Regions from separate parts of the Homo sapiens genome. Here all the other regions are linked to region 1. A link is a loop called in an ENCODE intact Hi-C map of the cell type or tissue named here. Cell type or tissue: Caco-2. All regions are shown on one strand.

Region 1 (5,000 bases):
TGAGTAAGACTAGGGAAAAAGTTCTGAAACATACCTTTCCAGTATGATTTGTGCAAGGCCAAATTTGAAAGGTCACATGGTGTAGGAGACTCCAGGTAAAACCCCATATTTGTCGCTCCATCTTAAATTATACCCAAGTTCCTTTTTTTTTTTTTTTCCTTTGAGACAGGGTCTCGCTTTGTTACCCAGACTGAAGTACAGTGCTGTGATCTTGGCTCACTGCAGTCTTGACCTCCCGGGCGGCCTCAGACTCCCAAAGTGCTAGGATTATAAGCATGAGCCGCTTGTCTGGCCTATATCCAAGTTTCATGAGTCTAGAGCTATAGTTAAATTATTTATGGAAATGAATTTCTAAATTATAACACATCATATTTTGGTGATCCAAAAACAAGAATATGATGTAAAATATGGAAAATGCACCCGTCTTCCACAATGTATATCCAAGGAATTTTATTGTCAAGCTCATATGTATGTCAAGTAGAGTGGCTTTGACGAAAAACTCCGGGTTGGTTGGAGTTGAGGGTAAGACGGGAGAGAATTTGATAAACAATGAAGGAAACCACGGTTTCAATAGGAAATCAGTGCTAGAAATTGCGCCGTCACCACTCCCCAGTATGAGAGAGAGTGTTCAAGATTAGATAAAGGATAAGAATTCACATCTCCTCTGGATGATGAGCCAATACCCTCATTGCTAGACAGATTAAAAATAAACTTTGTTTTTGCCTGTGTTTAGTCACAGATCATTTTGGCCCAGAATGGAGTCAAACAGTGTGGATGGAAAAAAATTGCCAAATATTCAATTCATTTAGAACTACTTGCCTTCTGCAGAAAGAGGCTGGACTTGCTTGGGTTGGTTATTACTCAATGTTTTCTTTTGCCTTTCCATTATTTCTGTTGTAAAAAATCTCTGCAAGATCCAATCTAGAAGTGCCCATGGGTTCCAAATTGTAGGATTCGAATCTGTGATTGGAACGAGAAACCTGGCTTTTGAGTTGCATTAACAGAGTCCTCACTAGTATTTTGACTACCTGCAACACCAAATTTGGAATTAAGAACGTGATCAGATTGATGAAAGAATTGCTACGGAAAGTGCAAGGAACAGCTCTGAAATCTTGCAGGATTACAGGCTCTCAGTGACCTATTTTGAGCACAAAATTTTAAGGTTGTAAATATTCTTAAAAGCCCTAGAAATGTCCAAGCTGGTGCTTCTGCCACCTACTCTCATACACTGATTGAAGCACAAGGAGAGATGGCAGGAGGCCAACACAGGAAAATCTCCTACATCCCAGGGACACCAGTCCCTCTGTGTTCCCACAGCACCTTATCAAAAGGATTGACACATTTGTTACACACACTATCCCCTATCCCATCCTCAGTAAATAAGATAGACCTGGAAGAGAATAAACATGTATCAGTATCAATTAAAATTTTTCTTTACCAAGGCATTCTGGTTTATGACTTTATGACTCAGAGAATAAGTCATCTTCTTCATGGTGACTATAAAGGAAGCTCTTGTTATAATTTACTCTTCTTTTGCCTAGCCACCTGATCTCACTGAATTCCAAATACTGGCATGAAGAAAACCTGATCACCTAAATCTCCAAGACACTATAAAACAGGCATTATATATGTATGTGTATGTGTGTGTAGATATATATACATGGGAGAATAAACTAAAAGGCTAATTATATCACTAAAACATATCTTGCTTTAAGAAAAATATTCTTCCTTCATCGAAGTCCTACTGATGAGTTTCTGCCTTTGAGTACAGGCATCGCCAACACTGGAAAAAAACATCCAGCCATTTACTTAAAGTCATGCCCTCTGGCTCCTTAAGGATCATGTGACCACTGTGTCATATAAGCTCTCCAAAATACATCTCAGATTCTCACCAAAACGTGGTCTTGCAGTTACAACACACCAGGTGAACAGCCCCTGACTGTTTAGGGAGCCCTCCCTGACTCACGTGGGCCTCTGATGAGTTAATATGTGCAAAAGGACTGTACATGTTTAGGTAATTTACTTATTAAAAACATTAAAAGTTTTTGGCTTTTAGAAATTCAAAGAAAAAGCGACTCTTCAAGTGACTCCTGACCCCAGCTTATCAGATGACGGGTGTCATTCTGTCAAGGCCTCCTCGCGGACCATGTAAGGAAGGCCACATTGTAGAGGTGTTTACAACTGTATAAGGTTCACGCTGCTCATTCGTGTCAACACTAGGCAATACAGATCAACTAGCCCGACTAGTGGGGTCAGGCACAAAAAGAAAAGCAATGTAGATAAATCCTTATCTAATTAAGGGTCACAGCTCTTTTTTTTCCCACAACATTTTACATCAAAAGGAGCAAACAAAACTGGAGAAAGCAATCTTCCCTTGTACATTTCCCTACATGGTAATCCATATTTCAGAGGCAATTGCTTTAAATATTTAAAGTACTGCAGAGGTGTCAGCTAGACAGCCTGAATTCCACGGGTCCCTGAAAAAGTTGGGCACTACTTTTTGCTAAATTAACTTTTTTTTTTTTTTTAAGATACTCTGTTTTAGGAGAGAAGACTATCACTTTGTTCCAATGAAAAGCTTAAGCAAGTTGCTGGACTAGATTTGTGGAGTATGCAGGCATTGATATAGTACCTCACAGTGTGTGTGTGGTGGGGGGGCAGGTGTGTGTGTGTGTGTGTGTGTACACGTGGGTGCATGCCTTGTGCACCTTTGTTTTATCTAAATTGCAGGCAATAGCAATACAATATCCCCATACAATTGTTCTCGGTCTGGAGTCACTGTGTCTGGGTTTAACTTAGAGGTAAGGGAAAACAAGTTCTTCAGGTCGCTTCAGAAACCAGCATATCTGAAGTGCATTTGAATATTTTGGTTGATCAAGAGGGATGGTTTTGTCACTGAAATATCTGATGTCTCATCTCATACTTTTTTAATCCAGTACTTCGTAAGAGGATCTGAGAGCATCTGTGTGAATGTTGCATGCCTGAATAACTGGAAAACACCCGATTTGTGGGAGTCAACTCTCTTGACAAATCAACTTTCTCTTTACTAGTTTCAGTTTTTAAAAAAACATCTCTAGCTAAGGAGATCTTCTGTGTAAATAGTATTATCTTGGAGTGATGTCTTTGGCCTGATATAACACTAAATGCCACAGGTCTACCCTAAATCAAAATCTGCAATCTCAATTTTAATTTTTGTTCATTTTGCACTCTTATGAGGATGAACTCAAAAGTAAATGATTTAGCATTACAAGTTTAATTCTATGTACATTTATAGGATAGAAAATGCACTCACATTATACTCAGATGCCTAACTTAACAATTAGCTTCTTTAGCTAAATCTTCTCAAGAACCTTCCATCCCCCATTTAGCTCCGCCTATGTATGGGAAGAGAAAAAAAAAGTTACTCCCTGCTCCTCCCCAAGATGGTGCCTGTCTACGAAGAAGCTCTCTGTGTCTTTGCGACAGCAGGAAGAGCAGGGATCAGAGTCACAGGGGACTCTGGGTACATCTGGTGTCTAATGAAGGTTGGCTGGTCTGGCTGGTGCCCACACAGGCAGGAGGTCCTGTCTCACCTGCTGACATGTCAGGCTTCTAGTCTCAGAGGTCCCAGCTGCCACTGCATCTTGACTCTCATGCTGGCCCTCTGCTAGTGCATGGCCTCAACCCAACACACCTCATCATGGAGGACTGTAGGAACCGCTGAGACCTTGTGCTGAGCACAGAAGTAGTACAGCCTCAAGCACATCCATCAGGCCAGATGCCATCGTGTGGCTGCAGCGCCAACAGGGCCTGTCACAGTGGTTTCCCAGACTGTTCCATGGGAATAGGCAAGGCCTCATGTCCTTGACTCCCCTAAATCTATCTGGTCATTTCTAACACACCTCCACATCTGTTCACCCTACTCTTTTCTCCCAGTAATGCTTCCTTCATTTGTCCTCACTGGTTCCCTCATTTTTTCCTCTAGCTATAAGGACCCCAGAATTTTAGCTCTCCATATGGCTTCTCTGAATAACAATTATATTCTCCACCTTCCTTTGCCTCTGGGTGGTCAAATGACTGACCTCTGCTAAGGGATATTAGCAACGTGATCAAATGTGGAAGTGTGGCCTTCTTTACTTTTTTTTTTTTTTTACTGGGTGAGATGCAGATGAGGTGGACAGAGCTACAGCAGCCATCTTGCACCATGATAAGGAATAAGGATCACGGCAGAGTAAAAAATAAAAAAGGTGAAGCTTGAGTCTCTTACACTGAAGAGTGCCATCCCAGCCTTGAACTGCCTTCCCCAGGCAGCCAGAAAGGAGAGAAACACATTCTATCCTGTTTCAACCACTGCTTAGACTTCCAGTCGCTCGGCATCAAGCCTAATCCTGCCACATCTGTCTCCTTTCTCTCTCCCACATTCTACCTGAGTTGAAGTGGAGTTTCCTTTTTGTCTTTCTGACTTGTAGAGATGCTATCTCATTCTTGAGTCTCCTGGCTCAGCTTTTCTTTTCTTTCTTTTTTTTTTTTTTTTTTTTGTTGGGGGGAACAAGGTCTCATGCTCACCCGGGCTGGAGTGCAGACGTGTGATCATGGCTCACTGCAGCCTCCATTTCCCTGGCCCAGGCAATCTTCCGCCTTGCCTCCCACCTTGCCTCCCAGGTAACTGCGACTACAGGTACACACGAATAAACCCAGATAATTTTTAAAATTTGGGGTAGAGACAAAGTCTCACTATGTTGCCCATGCTGGTCTCAAACTCCTGAGCTCAAGTGACCCTCCCATCTCAGCCTCCCAAAGTGCTGGGATTGCAGGCATGAGACACCACGCCCTGTTGACTCAGCTGTTTTGACAGAAGCAGAGGTCCTCCTCTTGAAGAAACAGATGATCTCATCTTCCAGGCCTGACCTCTAATGAGTTAGCCCGAATGTATAGAAATTTAGAGAAGTATTTTCCAAAGGCTGACCTACTAAAGACTCAACAAAATTCTCTACCTGATGTTAAAAGCTGTGTCCTTCACT
Region 2 (5,000 bases), 86 kb after region 1:
CTGGAAAACATGGTCTCTTCATCCTTCTCCACTTCTGCAGTTCATCAACACAACAGCTTTCACGCCCTAGTCAATTTTCTGAGGTCATTAGAAAACTGCATCTACATGGTCAGCGGGGAGAAATTGGGCATCAAAAAAATCCCATGAAGATGCAGGAGGAAAAAAAAATCCTAGAAGCTAGTCTGACTGATCATATAATTTCCCTGCTTAAAAGTTCTCAATGTGGGAGGCCGAGGCAGGCAGATCACTTGAGGTCCGGTGTTCAAAACCAGCCTGGCCAGCATAGCAAACCCTGTCTCTACTAAAAAAAAGTACAAAAATTAGCAAGGCATGGTGGCATGAGCCTATAGTCCCAGCTACACGGGAGGCTGAGGCAGGAGAATCACTTGAACCCAGGAGGTGGAGGTTGCAGTGAGCTGAGATCGCACCACTGCACTCCAGCCTGAGCGACAGAGCGAGACTCCACTTCAAAATAAAATGAAAAAAAAATTTTTTTAAGTATTCAATGGGTCCTCCTTTCCTTTAATATTAAAAATAAAATAGTTTCCCTGCCCTCCAGGGGCCTGTATGGCCTGGCCATTGTCCACCTCTTCTCTGCACCTCTCACTCTGCTCACATTCCCACTGTATCCAAGTCCTTGGGCACTTCATTTGACTGTAAGCTCCATGAGGTCAGGGGGCTGTCTGCTTTTGTTTATCTCATAACTAGCACATAGTAGGAGTTCAATAAATATTTTTAAGGGAATGGGTGGATGGACAGCTTATTTGCAGGAACAGATGTGATTTGTTTTATAATGCTTTCTAGCAGATTCCACCGAAGTCCAGTCCAATCCCCCAATAACAAGATTAACAAGTTTTAAAATAAAACTTAGCAACTATGCATGTAGCCCTGTTTGACTTTATATCTCACATGACCTCTCCTGTTTCTGTGAATCAGAGCTTCCAGCTGGCTGGGATTCTATCTGTCATTTCTCAGCAGGCAGAAACCCAAAGGCCACAATCTCTGGTTGCTTTATTCTTTTTCCTCTTCACAGATCACCTCAGGGGAGACACCATCTACTATCTTCCTCACAAAACTTCAGCGTCTTGAATTACCTTCCTGACTGCAAACACCTGATTCATCCATTTCTTCCTGGAACTCTTAACTTAGCCAAAATTTTAGGTTGTATTCAATTAGGAAAAATCATACAAAATACCTATTCCCACTCAATTCTAGATTAATCGAAATCTTCCTGTTGAGTTGGTTATGCAGGTAAAACTACACCACCGGCTTTGGATATTTAAAAAAAAAAAAAACACTCGAGATAGTCAAAGCCTTCCATATCTAGCCTAAACTACCATTTTCTTCTCATTTCCCACAATATCCACCAATAAATTTACAGTTCAGCCACTGTAATTTCTTTTTGTTTTTGTTAAAACAGAGTCTTGCTCTGTCGCCCAGGCTTGAGTACAGTGGCATGATCTCTGCTCACTGCAACGTCTGCCTCCGGGTTCAATTCTTGTGCCTCAGCCTCCCAAGTAGCTGGGATTACAGGTGTGCATCACCACGCCCGGCTAATTTTTGTATTTTTAGTAGAGACGGGGTTTTGCCATGTTGGCCAGGCTGGTCTTGAATTCCTGGCCTCAAGTGATCCGCCCACTTCAGCCTCCCAAAGTGCTGAGATTACAGGCGTAAGACATCATGCCTGGCCCTAGCCACTATAATTTCTAATCGATTTCAATATTTAGAACTGAAGATTATTTTATTTGTACTGCTGTTTTCCATTTGCCAAACTCTTTTATCACCTTATGGGGCTGCTTGTGAACTTCTCTTCTTCCTTAGGCCAGGCAATTCAATGTTTCAAACTGAGTAGGGCTTTCAGACACTGATTTTTATCTTAAAATGGGAGTCGAGAGCATTTTATTCCTTTATTTATTTTTTCTTTGAGACAGGGTCTTGCTCAGTTGCCCAGGCTGGAATGCAGTGGCTTGATCTCAGCTCACTGCAACCTCCACCTTCCAGGCTCAAGCGATCCTCCCACCTCAGGTTCTTGAGTAGCTAGGACTACAGGCACATGCTGCCATTATATTTATTATACATATTAAATATATATAATATATTATAATTATATATACAAATTAAATATTTTACATATATATATATGAGAGATGGGGTTTCACTCTGTTGTCCAGGCTGGTCTCAAACTGTGGGGCTCAAGCAATGCACCCACCTCAGCCTTACAAAGTTCTGGAATTACAGGCCTGAGCCACTGCACCTGGCCTTATTGTCACTTTTTCTAAAACATATTTGTGAGAAAGACAAATGGACGCTTTAAGACTCCTTGAGAAATCAATTGAACCCCTGTTATGCCAGATGAGCCCAAGGACATAGTTTTGAAGCCTGGATCTGAGCACTGTGCTGGACCTGGAAACACTTCACTGCTTTCCTTGAGAAGGCAATCTCTCCAATGACTGAGCCCCAGGCACATCCAGGAGGCTTCATAGCACAACACCAACAGCTAGCAAAGGTTGCCCTGCAACTTTAGGTTAGCACTAAGGCCAGAAGTGGGAAGAGGTTGTCGCCAAACACCTTCAGCCATCTGAGCAGCTCTTTCAACTTGGTTTGTGCTGCTTTGTCCTGGGGACTGTCTAAAATGAAGGACCTCTTTGGCTGCCCTCTGCTTTCCCTCTGACTCGCTGAAACACCCGGAATGTTCTCCGAGACGCCTGGAGGTAAATTAAAAGTTCCATTCGTTTATGTATGCCGCCCGTCAGCACTCAGTCAACATCAGCACATACCTTTGGACATTGCCCAGATAAGTTGTATTTGATCTGGTGACCTAAAGGTGAATTGTAGGTTATACTTAATTACACTCATGAGCCAAGTCCAAGTCAGTAACAAACCTTTCTATTTCACTCCGAAATACCGTGAAACCCCTTAAGGGAGTCCACTGATTATACCAAAGAGGTTTGTATGAACCAACTAGGGTAAATAATTAGACTGTATTTTTAATTAATATTGCAATGCCTTCCAGCACAACGATATTTAAGATGATGACAGTATTGGAGATAAGTAGAGAAACAGTCTTGCGTTTAAATCAGGAAGAATGAAGGAAGTTTTGTCAGATTGACAAAAATACCCTATAATTCTAGCAATTTTGTGTCAAAAGTTTCCAGTGTGTTTAAAGGAAGTTTTCAATTTAGTAAATGCTCTGTTTGCCATGGTGAAGATATACAGAAAAATAAATACAGAGAAAACGAAAGGCAGGTAGTATGCATTTTTTTAGTCATGTGAACTTTATGGGAATAATAACAATTAACACAGATTTCATAATGGGCACCATTTCAATTTTTGTTTCATTAAGCTTCGTAAAAAATATAGGCTTTTGAAAAAAGCCAGTTCAATTAAAGCATGAACTTTTCATTATTTTTTAACACATTTTACCTATTTTTAATTGATAGAAGTGTTACATATTTTGCCAAGCTAGGAGTTTTTCACACTTCTTTAATTCAAACCAGCTTGATTTTTGCAATTCAAATAGACACATTATTATTTGGTATTACCTGGAAACCAAATAAAGTAACAGTAAAACTTATTAAATAGATCACAATGCATACATTATTTCCTAAAGAAATTTATTTTATTATACTTTCAGAATGAAGTAAATCTTTTTTTTTTTTTGTTTAACCCTAGCTAAACCTCATAACTCCTTAATGAGAAAGACACTAATAATCTACAAATAATATTTTACAAATGAAAAAACCCAAGCACTAAAAAGTTATGTATCTTGCCCTAGGTCACATAGCAAGTGAAAGGTCAGAATCTTAACACTGCTATTCTGACCACTTGTAATACCTTCTCTAGGCTTAAGATAATAAACAAATTAAGCAAGGGATATGTCTTTTTATTTTTCCCTTTTTTGTTTGTTTGTTTGCTTGCTTGCTTTTTCTTTACGTAGTATTGCTGTGCTAGGCACATGTTAGTATCTCAACGAATAATTTGTATTCAGCTTTCTATTAAGCACAGCTCTCTACAACCTGCATTGTTAAACATTTATAGTCAACAACATGATGTTAATTATGACGACCTGAAGACATTGCAAGATAATAGAGTCACTTGAAGCATCAAAGAAAGATAAAAATATGTTCATCTGTGCCCTGAACTGCAGATTATTGATAGGGACCAGAGCCAGGGAAACTCTGGGCAGAAGAGGGCAGGTCCCCGGCCCCACCTTCAAGCTGAAAAGCCTAATACTGCAGCCAAAAGTGGGAGTAAAAATCCCTGTTGTCCCTCTTGAATGTTGCCTCTCCCAAAACCACCCATGGCCCACCCCGTCCCCCATCCTGTGACCATAAAAACCCCAGGCTCAGCCAGCAGAGAGAGGAAAAGAAGCTGGATGAGGAAAAACTATGGTTGGACACTGGAGAGAAGCAGCTTGACTTCAGAGGGACAGCTTGACAGTGTAGCCTTGGAAGGAGTCCAGCTGGAGATGACCAGACTCCAGGGGAAGTTCACCTTCCTGCTCTTTCCCCTTTTCAGCTCCCCTTCCAGCCACTTTCACCAACAAAATCCCCCACATTTACCATCACCAATTCATTCATGCGACCTCATTACTACAGGATACCAGACAAGAATTCAGATGCCACGAGTGCAGGTGCAAAAGGCTGTCACACTGACCCTCCACTGAGCTGTTAACACTTAAGTGATCCACAGACAGGAAAGCTAAAGGAGCACTGTGGCACTCCTTCTGAAGCTTTAGAGGTAGTGGGCACTCCCCTAGATGCTGCTGAAGGGCCTGCACAAAGTTTAGCTCCTGCCAGTGCCCAAAAGCACTCTCCCTGGCTCCTGCACCCACTCACCTGTTCTCCCCCCGCTCCCACAAGGGGTGAAACACAGCAGGACCAAGAGAGTGGAGTCCACCCGTGCCAGCACCAAAGTGGCCAGCTAGTTCTAGCACCCATGCACTCCAGTTCCCACCCATGAAGAGGTCAGGGAAATACCTTGCTTCATTAGTATCACCA
Region 3 (5,000 bases), 200 kb before region 1:
TAGGTCCATCACTGGTGTGTGTGCATATTGAAAGAATGTGTATGTGAGGAGCTGTCCTACTATAAGCACATAGCTTGGGAGTGGAAAAATGCTGATTCACTGCCCTCAAAGAAGATAAAATTGGCATTATGCTTGTACACACACACACACACACACACACACACACACCCACAGCTGATTGATACAGTTGCTTTATTAATTGGTTGTAATCCAACTTGTGAGACTTTATAATTTGCTTATGTTTTTCTACAAAATTTAGATACAGGACTTTTTGGCATTGCTAATCACAAAGTATATTAAATTTTTTAAAAAGTAAGGGGCTGAATTTTGTTCATAAATGAATTGCAAATATTTCAACATAGGGGAATTCAAATATTTTTAAAAAATTGATTTCTCTATATAGCAGGTGTAGGTTATTAACTATATGCAACATTCTACCTCTGTTTGATCACTTCATTGTGCCTGCTCTTGGGCAACTGGGTATAGATAAAGGCATATGCAAGATATTCCAGACCTCATTACAACTATGTAAGGATGTCCCTTCCAGAGGGAATGGGCGGAGAGTATAGATGAATCAGAATAAAAAGATTTCCTCTTCATACACACACAAACATACTCTGTGCCCATATCAATAGATTATTATGCATAGAGTGAACATGGTTATCTACTGCAACATTAATACAGTAGAAAGCTCCCTGGCCTTGGAATCTGAAGGTCTGAGTTTTAGAACTTTTCTTTGGCAAGTCTTTTCACTTGGTCTCAGTTTTCTCATCTGTAAGATGAAGTCTTTTTAACTACCAGAAGAGCTCTAAGTGTACAATATTCTACAATAACTTTATATATCCTGTCACATTTCCCTTCATGTATTAGCTTCTGGGAAAATCCAAATGGAATTTAATATTGGTTCGATAAATAACAATTATACATGAGCACATACTGATGTCTAGACACTAAACTTGACAATAGAGATTCATCAGTGAACAAAGTTCCTGCTTTCATTGAGTTTGCATTCTACTTAACTCACAGAAATATATCAACCTACACTTTAAGAATAAAGTTTGTATCCATGTCTAACACAGTTTTGGATTTCTTTTCTATGTGATTTCATCTACTTCATCATTTAATTATCTTTGTTGTAAACAACCTCAAATAGTCTTCAGGAAAGCAGGAAAGGTCTTAAATAAAAATAAATAATGCTCTTGGACACTATGGAGAGCAACAAGCATGTCTAAAAGCCCCAAACTTAAGAATAAGTTGAATAAGAATAAGAGAGACTCCTGGAGCAGAATTGTGTTATGGGCAATGCATCTTCAAAACAGGACACGTTTCTTTAACTAGTTAGAGTCTTTAATGGAAGAAAAGAACAGGAAAGTCAGGGAATAGTGATTTTGACTCACACCACTGAGGAAGGTCATTAGAAAGAAGCATCAATAAGGCTTTTTAAACCTTTCCTACTTGTAACACACAGAGCCAAGCTTATAGGAAAACTGGAACTACAAAAATTACAAATGGCAACGCTATTATTTGGCACATAGTTGCCAAAGGCATTCAATATAAAGATTTTACAGAGGTGTCAACTGATACATAGCAAACACACAAACAGTCTCCAACACTGTAAAATAGGCAAGGAAAGCTAGGGCAAAATATTAAGTATATAAATTATATACATACATATTTTTTGCGATACAGGCTGGGGAAGTGCTTGCTAGGCACTGTAGTTAAAATGAGCAATAAATACCAGGGCTAATGCTGCCAATGTCTTGTTGGGCATGGGTGGGGAGGGGGGGGTTCCATTCAATATAGTTTTGATTTTCCAGTCTGTGGTTCCAATTCACATTTTGGAAAATGAAATGGTTAGAATATTTCTTGCTGGTCTGTTATACATTTAAAACAGGTTTCAATGCTCTCTCTCTCTCTCTCACCATCAGGACTCATTTGAGGAGTCAGACATGTGAAAGAGAACATTGACTGCTTTTTAGGATCAGCCTCCTCTTCCACCCAAGATAAGGCTTTGCTGCAGAGGTCAAACAACTGTCCTTTCTCCTCCCCAGGACATTCCTGGGGAGGAGAAAGTGAAGGCACAACCTCACTGGTGCTGGAAAGCATTGCAACAGAAAGAAGTGGTTCACTTTCTCTAGGCATCATTCCACTTTCTGGGAAACACAAGCTTGAATTGGAGTACAGTAGTGACCTTGCATTGAAATAGCACACTCTGTAACCCTGTCACAGCCAAGGCAATGAAACGATGACAATTTCCCGTTTAACTTTTTATATTCCTATTTTGTTTTACTTTACAAATCTGGTGAGAAAACACCATCTTCCTTTAAATTCAGGTAAAAGAGATGTCACAGATTAAAAATGCAAATATTGGGGAAGACGCGTGCAAATGACAGAGACTTAGTGGGAAAGAGTGAGGGAGTAAAAGCCGGAGGACATCCTTCTGTGTGCTAGCTATTTACTCTGGATTTTTCCAGTCGCAAGAAGAAAATTACAACGTGTATAATGAATGCCAAATAGAAAATAAAGTCATTTTTATTTAACTTTGGGATGAAGGTAATCTTCGTATTTGTCTGCCAATGTGTCTTTGATTGTGTTTTATTTGGGCTAATGTTAATATGAATCAATGAGCTCTTAGAATTCATCGAACTCCCAACTCTCATTTTGCAGATGGAGAAGCAAAGTCAAGTTAGGGGAATTACGAGACTGGAGCTCCAACCCAGGGCGGTGGCTTCAGTCAGAGCTTTTTCCATGTGGACTGAGACAGCACACAAGGGCTCAAGCAGGGAATGCGACCTGGACACTCTGGGCAGGGCTTGGGAAATTTTTTTAGCTTGAATTTTAAATAAAACTTTAAATTTCAGATGCGACCAATGATACGAGCAGCAGGCTGTTAAGATCACAAACACGGGGCAGGAATGGTTCCCCGAGCGGTCAGTCCTCCACAGACATGCCTCTCTCTCGAGTGTTCCCCCAACTTGATGGTCTGTTACTCCAGGCTGCAGCAGAGGTTCATGGTGATATCCCTTCCCTGGCCACTTCCTGTAATTCTGCAATTTGGGCACAAGAGTCCCCTACATACCTGTGCATGCAGCCTTTCTGCCTGAGCACCTCACTCACGACAACATGCTTATATTTGTACAGCTCTGAGTACTTTCATAACTACTCCCTCATTTAAAAGTCATCAGAACAGCTGAGGGCAGACAAGGACACTGAGGCTCAGACATGGAACTTTACACTTAGAACTACCTTTCTGAGCTCTGTCCCTCAGCCTACTAACTTGAACAAATATCTTAAATAGTATGAGTTCAATAAAATGAAAAAAGACAAAGTTACCTCATTTACTACCACTAGTTCTAGAAAGGCAAATGTTATCAAGAATAATATTTTATATAAAGGCACGGATTTACAAAGTAGATAAATTTGAGAGCAGTGTATTGGACTGCAAGAGAAACCCAACTCCAAACCACCACACCTTTTAAAAAAAAACAGTCACCCCCCTCAAATTTTATCCAGTTAAGGGAAAAAAAATCTTAGTTTACTTACAACTTATGAGCACATTTGTTATGCGAATTGAAATATATCTGCTGGGGCCGGGCACGGTGGCTCATGCCTGTAATCCCAGAACTTTGGGAGGTGGATCACGAGGTCAGGAGTTTAAGACCAGCCTGACCAACATGGTGAAATTCCGTCTCTACTAAAAATACAAAAATTAGCCGGGCGTGGTGGCGCGCATGTAATCCCAGTTACTCAGGAGGCTGAGGCAGGAGAATCATTTGAACCTGGGAGGCAAATGTTGCAGTGAGCCAAGATCGTGCCACTGCATTCCAGCCTGGGCCACAGAGCAAGACTCCATCAAAAAAAAAAAAAAAAAAAGAAAGAAAGGAAAGAAATATATCTGCTGGGGTTTAAAGAAATAAAAAATTATTTTTTAAAAAATATATTGAGTACCTTTTACATAGCAGAGCCTGTGTTAGGTTTTTTGGTTAATGAGAAAATAAGTCACAGTCCCACCTGGGAGACTTCACGACCCATTTACTTGTCTCCATGAAGCCATGTACTAAAGCCGCTGTTGCAGAAATATCACAGGATGCAGATATTTACAATAAGGAAAGTCTCAGGGAAAAAAAAGGCTAATAATGAAGGTGACGTCAATGGCTAAATATTCATCTATAATTATCAAAGTCAGTTTGCGTAGGCGATATACCTGCTTATCGATATGAGATAAAGCACTTTTAAAAAAGCATATCAGAAAGCAAGTCGGTGTGAATGTTGTTGTTCTAGGAAAAGGTAATCTAATTTATAAAATCAGTAAGTTGCCCACAAACTGTAGCACTTTGTTTTATTAGTAACAAATGACGTAAGACACACCTCACAACCGAGGTTGGGGAACAGTTGCTCAGCAGCTGTGAAAGCCTGGGAATCTAACTGCAGTTTCACAATTTCACCTCCGGACCTGACTAGTCATTTCATTTTAAGATGGTTAAAATCTATAACACACACACACACAAACACAAACACAAACACACAAAATGATCTCTGTCCACTAGTTCCTATAGAAACACAGGAAATACTGCACCCAGAACTCACCTTCCCTAACACTCCAGACCTCTCCCCAGCCTTGCTGTTGACAGTTCACCTGTTAGGCTCATGAGGGGCTTGGAAAGGTCCACTGAGCTCACGATAAAAAGAGTTCAAAGTCCCACAGCATCTTTGTAGCCCACGAGCTACTGACAGTTCACACTGCTCCAAGCAAGGAGCAGGTATTGGAGCTGGGAATGGTGGGGCAACACCCAGCTCTCTGGGGGCAGGACTGGATTCTAAGCCCAGCCACAGGGAACAGACGAGGAGGGATGCTCAGAAATGGAAGCATCTTGGCTTTCCTCAGCTTTTCTGTTTCTGCTATTGATTACTAGGGTTAGAAGCAAACTGAAGAAGAAGAATAAAAACTATGTAAAGGCCTTTCCCAGTCCCAAGAAGATGAATGCCATCCTGAGAATCGA
Region 4 (5,000 bases), 100 kb after region 1:
TAAACACAGAGTAAACCCAGTTCTCTAAGGAGGCTCTAATGATTCTCTGCAGAGCGCGTGTCAGCCCGGCACCTGCAGGCTTCAGCGTCTCTGTTTCTATCATAAAATGAAGCATCTGTTTCAGGGAGGTGATATCTTTTTATCATCCAGTGTATCGCTCTGGTCGGAGTGGATGCAGCTCATTTGGTACACAAGGCTTCTGCGCCACAGGTAACAAATGGTCCCCCAGGAAGTTCTGCTCTCATCAGGGGTAAAAAGGGCACAGCTTTTGGCAAAAACTTTTGGTAAAAGTCTTCCTGGCTCACATCAAGTGGTCTTCTTTTAGTAAAAACAGGTTAGAAAGTGTAAAGGGGGATCCTTGAAATAAGGCAATCCTTTATTCATCAGCTCATTTATTCATTCATTCAATGAATATTCATCAAGCACCAACTAGGAGCGACGCCCCATGCCAGGATCTGGGGAGAGAGAATAAATATGGCAGATGCAGCCTCTGCCCTGTTGGAGGTCAATGCTGGTGATGGAGACAGACATTAAACAATTAATGGTGAATTAAGTACTTAATTACCACTGGGAAGGGTATCCCAAATCGGAAAGCACCCTGGGAATCTATAAGGGGGGCCTGATGCTTTGGGGCTTCAGAAAAGACTCCCCTGGGGAAGTGACATTTGAGCTGAGATCTCAAGGACAAGACAGAACAGTGCATTCATACAAGGGTGAAAGATTATTTTTCAGCCAAGGAAATGGCATATTCAAAGACCCTGGGGTGGAAGGGTGACACTGTCCCACATGAGAAATGAGAAAAAAATCAATGAAAAGGAAAATGGCTAAAGATGGGGCTGGTGACATGGACAGGAATGAAATCAGGCAGGGCTTGAAGGTAGTCTTATCCCAGGAGCATGACAGGCTTGGGCGGTTTGTGCCAAGAGCTTTTCTACCATTTATCTAGTAGGAACCACATAGCACTTGCGTTGCCAGACACTGCCCAGACACATTTAATTTATGATTTGCAATCAATCTAACATTCTTTCAACAAAGACATTTTAGCCACTCCTTGTAGGTGAGGAAATTAGGACTTAGAGGGGTTAGAGATGGGCCAGGTCCATGTAGTCAGCAGTATGGGCCCAGGTCTCTAACCCAGCCCAGCCCAGCCCAGCCCAGCCTAGCCCATGTCCTGGCTTTTTCCTCTGTGCCATGCTGCCTTCCCACCCATGGACCAAATAATGAACTGCTAAAAGTTTGTGAGGTTTGTGCCACATTGTACTTTTTCCAATTGTTTGACTCTTTGGGAGAATTTCTAAGTTACTAATTGATAATATTAAAATAATAATAGCTCTATTCATATCATTATAGAATTAAAGATAGTACAGCAGATTTGCCTTATCTCTTAGAAAGAATTCTTGGCAAGAAGGGATTAAACTAGTGTCATGTAGAAGCTCAAGGCCTGAGATCTGGAATTAGATTGACCTGGGTTCAAATCCCACCTTGTCCAGTAACCTAGAGTAACCTAGAGCAAGGTGGTTACAAATATTGAGACTCAGTTTCATCCCTGTAAAATGGACATATTCACGTCTACTTCAGTTTGTTGTTATGAGGATTGAATGAAATAGCTATGCAAATAATTTTCCAAGTTCCTGAGTGGCTCAGTCCACATTCGCACCTGTCATCACCACCACCACTGCCACCATCTTCTTCATCATCACTGTTAGTTAACAGAGTTGCCAGGTCGGTGGGACATGGGACATCAAACAGCTCATCTCTTTCCCCTGGCAGGTGTTTTTGAGCCTATTGCAAATGTGTTGTCCATTTTCCTGCTTTCTCATTATTGAAAGGAATGTGAACTCATCCCTGGCAGGTAGCTGAGGACTAAGTCTGCCTAAGAATGTCGTGCAGACATTAAATTCAAGAACATTTGAAAATGACACAAGGCAATTCCAAAAAGACTTAAATAACTCTACAAAAGGAGACATAGATGAACACAGCTGGATAGGGGGCATTTAAAATGTACCTGTCTTTTAAAATAAATGACTATACCAAATGGGAGGACTTCATTTTGCTTTGAAAACTGCTTTTTTGTCATTAGAGTTTTATGCTTTTAAAAAAACTTTTGAGGCATCAAATTGATCATTTTTAAATAGAACAAAGAGTTCACATGCAAATATTATATAAATATAACATAGGTGTGTACAGATGTGATGCAAGTTCCCCTGAAAAGTATATAAAACATCTAAATTGGGAAAGAGATCTAGACAAAGCCACCTGCTCCCTTGATGGTTATCTGGATTTCACCAGAGTACCTGCCATGTCCCTCCTTAGGCTGCTTGTATCCAGGTTTATACAAAAAGATCCACAAAAATCACTTAATAAATTAAACAATGCTTATAAGAGCTCCCTGTCCAGTGCCTGGCACCTTGTCAGACTTTGATCAATGTTAGCTATTGCAATAATACAACAATGATACTTTAGGATTGCAAAAGCTTTTAAAGTCCTCCACTTTAATGTCTATGTTTCACAGATGATAAAACTATGGTCCCAAGAGGTCACGAAACTTTCACAATATTTCAGAGCTACTAAGACCGGAGCCTACCTGTAAGGGCATGAAGAAGCTTAAGCAATCTGAGATCTGAGATAACCAGAAAGTTTCAGAATGCCTAGCGCTCTAAAAAAGCTATTCCTATCTCATGGGATTGTTCTTTCATCACACTAATTCCACTGGCATTCCTTTCTTCTCATCTGTCCCCACTAGGTTCTGTGAGGGCAGGGATTGTGTATGCCTCATTTCCCACCTTCTCCCCAGCAGCAGCACTATCACCTGGCATGTGGTATGCATTCAATGAAACGTTTGTAAATTGAATGGAAATGTATCAGCACAAACACAATGCCAAAGGACATGCCAAACTGTCATGATGTCCATCCCAGAATGACATGCAGGACTTAGTTAAATGTTAACCTTTTACGACTTTGAGAGATTAGACAGTTTTGTTATATAAAGAGGTGCTGAACAAAAAACAAAAGGTAACATGTGCCCAGTGAGTCAAGCTTGTTGTGGCTGATCCCTTCTCAATACAACTTCCTGGCTATCAGAGAGAGAACTCTATCTGCAATGAACAAAACCAGGTTAAAAAAAAAGTTAGGTGAAGCAGAAGCTGTGGATTTAGCAGAGAACTCTATACACTATAGACATGCTGATGACCACCTTCAGGCAGAAGATCTGTCCATTTGGAAATCTCATTGCCAATCCCACTGAAATTTGTTCACGGTTGTCTTAAATGTGGTTTGATACTCATTGTGGTCCTAGGGGCAAAGTGCCAGTGGTGATGGAGAATCCTGTGTCTCTATAGGAAGGCTCTGTCAACTGTCACTAGCCCAACCCATAAATTCAAACACACCATTTGTCAGCAGCCCTTCTTCCTGCCAGGCTTGCAGGGTAATGCTCCTTTCCCTCAACATAAAGTGTCCAGAGATGGGCCACAAGAAATGGATGGGGTGAAAGACATGCCCGGAATTGTAAATCACTCACTCTCTCTGAAATTCAAATTCATCTTCTATAAAATAAGGACTGTAAGGCTTGCCCAATCCACCCCACCAGATGGGTGCAAGGTACATAAAAGGCCACTGACAGGCATCTTCCAGAATGTAAAGTTGATACAATTATAAACTGGTTTTCATGTCTTGAGAGTGTCCCACTAGGTGTTACAAGGTTAACAAAATGAATACCACATGGCCCTGCCCTTCAAGGAGATTATAGTGTAGAAGCATGGTGAGTTGAAAAACATAGAAAGATAGATATAGAAACACACACACACACACCTGTTCTCTTATCAAATATTCTCGTGAAGAAATCCAATATAGAATATGCTAAAGTGCATATTAAATAATCTTTGTTTGATTGATATTGACTACTCTCAATTTCACTCGAATCAGCATATAAAGTTTTACATCTTTAGAGGAGAAGAATAAAAAACTTATAAATGGGGTCCTTTATATGAAATCCTATAAATTCAAAACCAGACATTATTAAAATGGATGAGAAAGATGTTCTGGAGTACATGTCTGCCTCTTATTTCCTGTACAGGACCCGTGTTTTCTGTATGAGTCCACAAGATCGAAGACTTTATGGACAGAAGTCATGTATCTTCAACACAGGTAAAGGACTTGCGCTCATGAAAAGTTGGGGGTTTCCCTCCCTTATCAAACAAACAAGCACGCTTGATATTTTGCCAAAACTGATTAGATTATATCTGCACTTAACTTTGCGGTAAATGCAAAAACAAAATCTCTAACATTTATAAACAAAAGTTTCTTTCTTACTTCAGAGTTCAAGGCAGGAAACAACTTTCACTGACTCTTAGACATACTACAGCTTGAATGTTACGGGGACATAAAATGTATTTATTATTGCTGTAGCTCAAAATTTCCATCCCACCACATTTGAACACTGATTTGGGGTTTACAAAAATAGCATCAGCAACATTGCCAAGGAGATCCTATAACCTTAACCCAAAGTAAATATGAAAGCAGAAAAGAAATGCAACCTTTTTAAAGTTCTCTCTATGCAAATATCATGCAGAAGTCACTGACTACTGAACACTCCCATGCCTCTCCAATATCTGAACCACCCCGGAAAAATACCATGATGATCTCCTTGTTATTTTGATCTTTCACAGATTTCCTTTAATTCTTATTCACTCTTTGTGTTGGTGTCTGTATCTACAGCCATCATCTATAGGTGGTAAATTTATTAAAAGTCCAATACAGTCATCACCACAAAATCACAAAAGAAGCTTTTTATAAAACCTCTGGGTCTATTTATATTCTGAGATCAAATTGTCACTCTATGCCTGAGCCATCCGTCAAAAGGAAACATATTAATAGTAGTGTGGCATGTGCTAAGACTTATGGGGCTACAAACTTCCTACCCTGCTATCCCCAAAACACGTATCTGCGTGAATTTATGTCCAACACTGCTGAGGGTCTGGACTAAAAAGAACTTTGGAACACAA
Region 5 (5,000 bases), 59 kb before region 1:
TATCTATATCTACTTTTTTTGTATGGAAAGCCCATTTCCCCCCACTGGTCTGTAAGACTATTTCTTTTCCATTCTCATATCTATGTAGGTCTGTTCCTGGGATCTTTATTTCTCTACCAGTGTACCACCAGCACACTGTCTTGAATATGATCACTTTAACATCATTCAGTCTCTAACTGCGCATGTGCTTTTTCTTTACTCTCCCTCTTCAAAATCACTATTTTGAGCTATTTGGGGTTCTTGATTCTTCCAGATGAATTAACTAGTTCCACATGAACTGACTAGCTCTGTGAAGAAAAAAATCTGTTGGAGTTTTAATTAAAGTTTTAGATTACTTTTGGGATAATTGATCTATTTAGGAAAATAAATCTTCCCATATATAAAATATCTAAGGCCAGGTGCAGTGACTCTTGGCTGTAATCCCCGTCTCTACTAAAAATACAAAAAAATTAGCCGAGCATGGTGGTGTGTGCCTGTAATCCCAGCTACTCGGGAGGCTGAGGCAAGAGAATCACTTGAACCCAGGAAGCGGAGGTTGCACTGAGCTGAGGCTGCCCCACTGCACTCCAGCCTGGGTGACAGAATGGGACTCCATCTCAAAAACAAAATAAAATAAAATATCCATGTATATGTCGTTTTGTGTCCTTTGACACTGTTGTACAATATTCTTCATACGGGGCATCCATTTCTTACATTTACTCATTGACACCTGGTGCTTATTGGGCATAGAATCCTTTAAAGAATACATTTTCTAATTGGCCACGGTGATATTTAGGGACACAATCAAGTACATGTATTGGTACTTATATATCAACGTTGTATGTGTCAAATTTCCAAAATTCATTGAAAATTTGTATTAAAAATTATACTACCTGTAATCATGACAGTTTCTTCATTCCAATAATTATAGCTCATATTTCTTTTGTGTATTGCACTGTCTAGGACCTAGAAAGAGTAATAAAGGAATGGAATTCATTGTCTTATTCTTCACTTTATAGGAAATGTTCCTTACACATCAGTATCAAATATGATTTTTTGTTTTAAGTATTTGTAGATACTTTATCAAATTAAGAAAGTTCCTTTTTGTTTCCAAAAAGCCCAAGGAATTCTGACACAGTAATGGAAATCCAATTGCAATTCGCATGCTGGCATCAGGCATGTAATAAGTGTGGTCCATTTTTCATCAATAGAATGATAAATGTTGATAATGCAATTGTCTAAATGTTTACAGAGTTTATAGAGGATATTCTTGCCAACTTTCTTCTGTGGGCTAATATTTGGGATTTAGTAGTAGAATAATGTAAAATTTTCTATAAAACAATCTCTTCGGGCTTAAATAATCTCTTTGAGCAGCGTTGCAAGAGTTTAGCTTTAGTCCTTTAGAGTAATGGAGTTCTATCTCTTGCCTAACAAAAGTAATATTATTCTGAGAGCTCAAGATATAGAAAATTATATATTAGAAAATTCTTACAAAAATTATAAACCCAGCAGACCTATACTAACTTCTGTTTCCAAATCTCTTATTCTAACAGCATTTCAGAAATAACTCAGGGATTAAAATGGCCTGTCAGGTTGACATCCACATTTCTAGATTAATTCACTTCACATGAATACATTTTTCAATAACTTTATTGAGAGTTCCAAAAATATTTACAAGGCTTTATTTGATCCTGATTTTACTTTAATCACACTCACTTCTCTAAGGGTAAAAAATGATATGTTTTAACTAAATATAACTGAAATTTTAAAATGATACAATTAAAGGCTTTTCAGAAATGCAATGTAAACTATCTGAAGGAGTGACAGAGAATTATTGGAAGTATATTCAGGAAATGGAAAGATTCAAAGCAATAGCTAAGAAAATAATGCACCCTCAGGAGGCTCAAGGATTAGAGCCAGATGCATGATGTTACTCTTTCTTTTTCTTTCTCCCTCTCTCTCTCTCTTCCTCTCTCTCTTTCTCCTTCCATTCATCCATCCTACTCTCATCTTTGCTCCACTCTCTCAGCCTTCCTCTAGTAGTGCAGAAAATAGACGCTCTCAGGATAAACAGCTAACGCATGCGGGGCTTAAAACCTAGGTGATGGGTTGATGGGTGCAGCAAACCACCACGGCACACATATCCCTACGTAACAAACCTGCACGTTCCGCACATGTATCCCGGAAGTCAAAGTAAAATTAAGAAGAAAATAGATGCTCTACAAAATGCTCAGGAAGTCCCCAAATCCACCCTCAGGTTTAACAATTTATTAGTAGGACTCACAGAACTCAGAAAAGCCCCTACTCTCATGGTTACGATTTATTGCAGTGAAAGGATACAGAGAGGAGGTGCATAGGGTCGGGTCTAGGACATACCAGGCATGGAGTTTCAGTTCTCTCTCAGCAGATAATGCAAACATGATATATTTCTCTCAGCAAGAATATATAGCAATGCACACCGAATATTACCAACCAGGGAAACTCACCCAAGCTTTGTTGTCCAGAGTTTTTACTGGGAGTTGGCCATTCGGACATTCTGTTCACCCATGTGACTACCCTTAGTCTCTAACCCCTCTGGAGCTTGAGTGGTACCACATGTCCAAAGGCCCCCCCACCAAAAGTTACATTGTAAGCACAGACTATCTGGTATTGCTCAAGACCTCCAGTAAACAAAGACACTCCTACAGGCAGAACATTCCAAGGGCTTAGAAATTACAGCCCTGCAGCTGGGAGCAAAAGGGCCAAACCTCTCCAGGGCAAAGTTAATCCTTTACTGCATACCCTGAAGACTGAGGTCACATGCTTACCAACCCAGGAAGGAAGAATTGTTTTCCCTAATACTTGCAGTATAACAAACTCCAGGGAACAATTCTGATTGGCCCAGCTTGGGCCGCATGCTCGTCTCTGCACGAGTCACTGTGGCTCAGGGAATGAGGTAATATGATTGGCCCAGCCTGTGTCATGCACTCAGCTTCGAGGTCAGAGAACCGAACCATTTACCAGAAGAATTTCATGTTTGTCAATGCAAATAACAGCAACTACAACAACAACCACCGTAGACATTAAAAAAACAAAACAAAAAAACGCAATAAACCATCGTCTTGCTCTTCTCACTTTGAATTAAGTTCTGATTTCTAGATCAGGATATCTACAGATCTAAGGGAAGCAGATCTTAAGTTAACTAATTACGTTTGTAGGATATCAGAAACATCCACTCAGCTCTTTCCTATTTATATAATCGGTGGGAAAAATATAATTCAAAACAGCCAAGGGAGTGAGATTTTTATTTTTGAATATTAATTTTTGCCACTCTGATTGTACCCCAAAGTTTTAAACATTTTGTCTTGTATATGATGATTCCTACTTGATGTCGTTACTTGTGATGAGAACAAGGATTAGGGATTTATTATTGCCACTCAAAAATATTATGAGTTTTAAGAAAACAGGAAATTATTAGAAACTGGAGTTTTAAAAAATGTTTGTTATCACAAATATCCTTTCATAACAATCATTTAAATTATTACACTATGGTTTTCATATGCACTTACTAATGCTTTTATGGGGAATAAATCTGAATATGAAAAAAACTGGATAATGGGAAGTTGATTCAAACTTAAAAGAAATATGTCCTTAAAAGCAACGCATTATTTATAAGCAAGCCAACTCCAGATATTCCTTAAAGTGATTACCCAATTAAATTCTGGTATTAGAGGTTACTGAGATTTTTTTTAATATTCCTGACTTGAAAAAATGTCCTAGATTTAATAGGCTATCATAGGACACAGTTCTGTGGCACCTGTGATTTTAGCTGAGTTCACTGGGAAACTAGATGCAACGTAAATATTAGCACATAAACAAAGTTACCTGTTTGTACTTGGCAAAGTACAAACTAAAATATAATAATGATTATAATTATATCACCTAATTTCATAACAATCAGATCATGTGCTTATTTTACAAATGTAAAAGATGCTCTCAAACAGCAGCACGCAGGTGGCCCTAGTGCCATAGGTAGCATATTGATCGTGGAGGGACTGGAATTCACGTCTCACCCCAAAGCTGTATACTTAATCAATCACTAGCCCATTAGGCAACCTGGAAAAGACAGGGTCACCTCATGAAATCATTATTGGTCTCAGTCTCCCACTCAGTACTGGTTTTGCACTACTCACTCCCATCAATGCTGTTCATAAAGTAAATTTTTCTATGATCCCCAGTCTCCCATAATTTTCCATGGTTTGCTAACTGTATGCCTCTAAACAGGTGGAAACTAGTGCCATGCGAGGGGTGGGAGAGGAGGAAGAAAAGAAAATTACTGCACCTGGATAAGAGATAGTATGATCTCATCCAAACATCCTTTAAGGCTCAGTTCAAATCTTACCTTCTTTCGGAGCCTTCCCGATGGTCCCAAAGCACATACTCTTGACTACTTTGCCCAAGACCTACCAGGTTTTTGTTAGCAGACAGCTGGGATTCCTCCATCCTCCGCTCCAAAATGCTTTCAAATGCTAAGCCTCATCTACCCTGAGACTGGCCAGTCCCCTGGCAGTGCAACCATTGCACAGATACGAGCATAATCTATGGCCACTGTTCAATTTAGAGCTTGTTAGTAGTGAAGACATTTTTCTGATAACATTTTTTAAAACCATCTAGTTATTTGTATGTTTTCAAGGAGTTGTATGTTTATTTTTCTTGGTTGCTTAAATTCAATTGTTCCTATTTATCTTACAGAAAGACTAAATATTTTAAAATTTAGAATGACATAGCTGATATGGCCTAAATTCTTTTGCCTTGCCAGGTTTTTATTTTTTTAAATAAGGATACAGTTCGCAAATTTATTTTGGAAAGGCCAGTTGCCTCAGAAAGTAATTCTCTGGCAAAGTGGATTTATAAAACCTCTATTATTTTTAGGCTATCTAATCCTTTTTCCAATACTCTAATGGTCATATGCACAAAAACAGAAAAATAAACAGGCCTGAGACATGTCAAAAATAAAACTTAAGATTTCAAGCTTTTAGAGA

What was found. A loop is a pair of places that touch in the nucleus more often than their neighbours do. Peaks named below come from ENCODE experiments on the same cell type or tissue, not always from the same donor. Only the 100,000 strongest peaks of a DNase experiment are listed, where the experiment ranks them.
Region 2: a loop joins it to region 1, with 3.0 times the contacts of the local background. A loop is called at or near these places in 2 of 110 quality-filtered maps.
Region 3: it touches region 1 in a loop (6-fold over the local background); 3 of 110 quality-filtered maps call a loop at or near these places.
Region 4: it touches region 1 in a loop (5-fold over the local background); 2 of 110 quality-filtered maps call a loop at or near these places.
Region 5: a loop joins it to region 1, with 2.5 times the contacts of the local background. A loop is called at or near these places in 2 of 110 quality-filtered maps.

The regions. Positions count from the first base shown.
Region 1 is chr15:96,121,012-96,126,011 of GRCh38, forward strand. The region is part of intron 1 of LOC112268156 (a long non-coding RNA gene); the gene reads left to right. It overlaps LOC105369212 (a long non-coding RNA gene), which reads right to left. Exons shown (of 8, transcript NR_158193.1): 2 at 4,974-5,000; 3 at 820-960. Among named protein-coding and RNA genes, the nearest start is that of NR2F2-AS1, 200 kb to the right of the region's middle. In Caco-2, no CTCF peak of the experiment used is centred here; DNase peaks (open chromatin) are centred at 2,160 and 2,680.
Region 2 is chr15:96,206,863-96,211,862 of GRCh38, forward strand. The region is part of intron 2 of NR2F2-AS1 (NR2F2 antisense RNA 1); the gene reads right to left. All of the region lies in intron 1 of LOC112268156 (a long non-coding RNA gene), which reads left to right. Among named protein-coding and RNA genes, the nearest start is that of NR2F2-AS1, 120 kb to the right of the region's middle. In Caco-2, no CTCF peak of the experiment used is centred here; a DNase peak (open chromatin) is centred at 2,689.
Region 3 is chr15:95,919,578-95,924,577 of GRCh38, forward strand. No RefSeq gene overlaps it. Among named protein-coding and RNA genes, the nearest start is that of NR2F2-AS1, 410 kb to the right of the region's middle. In Caco-2, no CTCF peak of the experiment used is centred here; a DNase peak (open chromatin) is centred at 3,064.
Region 4 is chr15:96,223,201-96,228,200 of GRCh38, forward strand. All of the region lies in intron 2 of NR2F2-AS1 (NR2F2 antisense RNA 1), which reads right to left. It overlaps LOC112268156 (a long non-coding RNA gene), which reads left to right. Exons shown (of 2, transcript XR_002957737.1): 2 at 4,073-4,143. Among named protein-coding and RNA genes, the nearest start is that of NR2F2-AS1, 100 kb to the right of the region's middle. In Caco-2, no CTCF peak of the experiment used is centred here; a DNase peak (open chromatin) is centred at 2,801.
Region 5 is chr15:96,061,812-96,066,811 of GRCh38, forward strand. The region is part of intron 1 of LOC112268156 (a long non-coding RNA gene); the gene reads left to right. Among named protein-coding and RNA genes, the nearest start is that of NR2F2-AS1, 260 kb to the right of the region's middle. In Caco-2, no CTCF peak of the experiment used is centred here; a DNase peak (open chromatin) is centred at 2,780; H3K4me3 peaks cover 1,040 bases.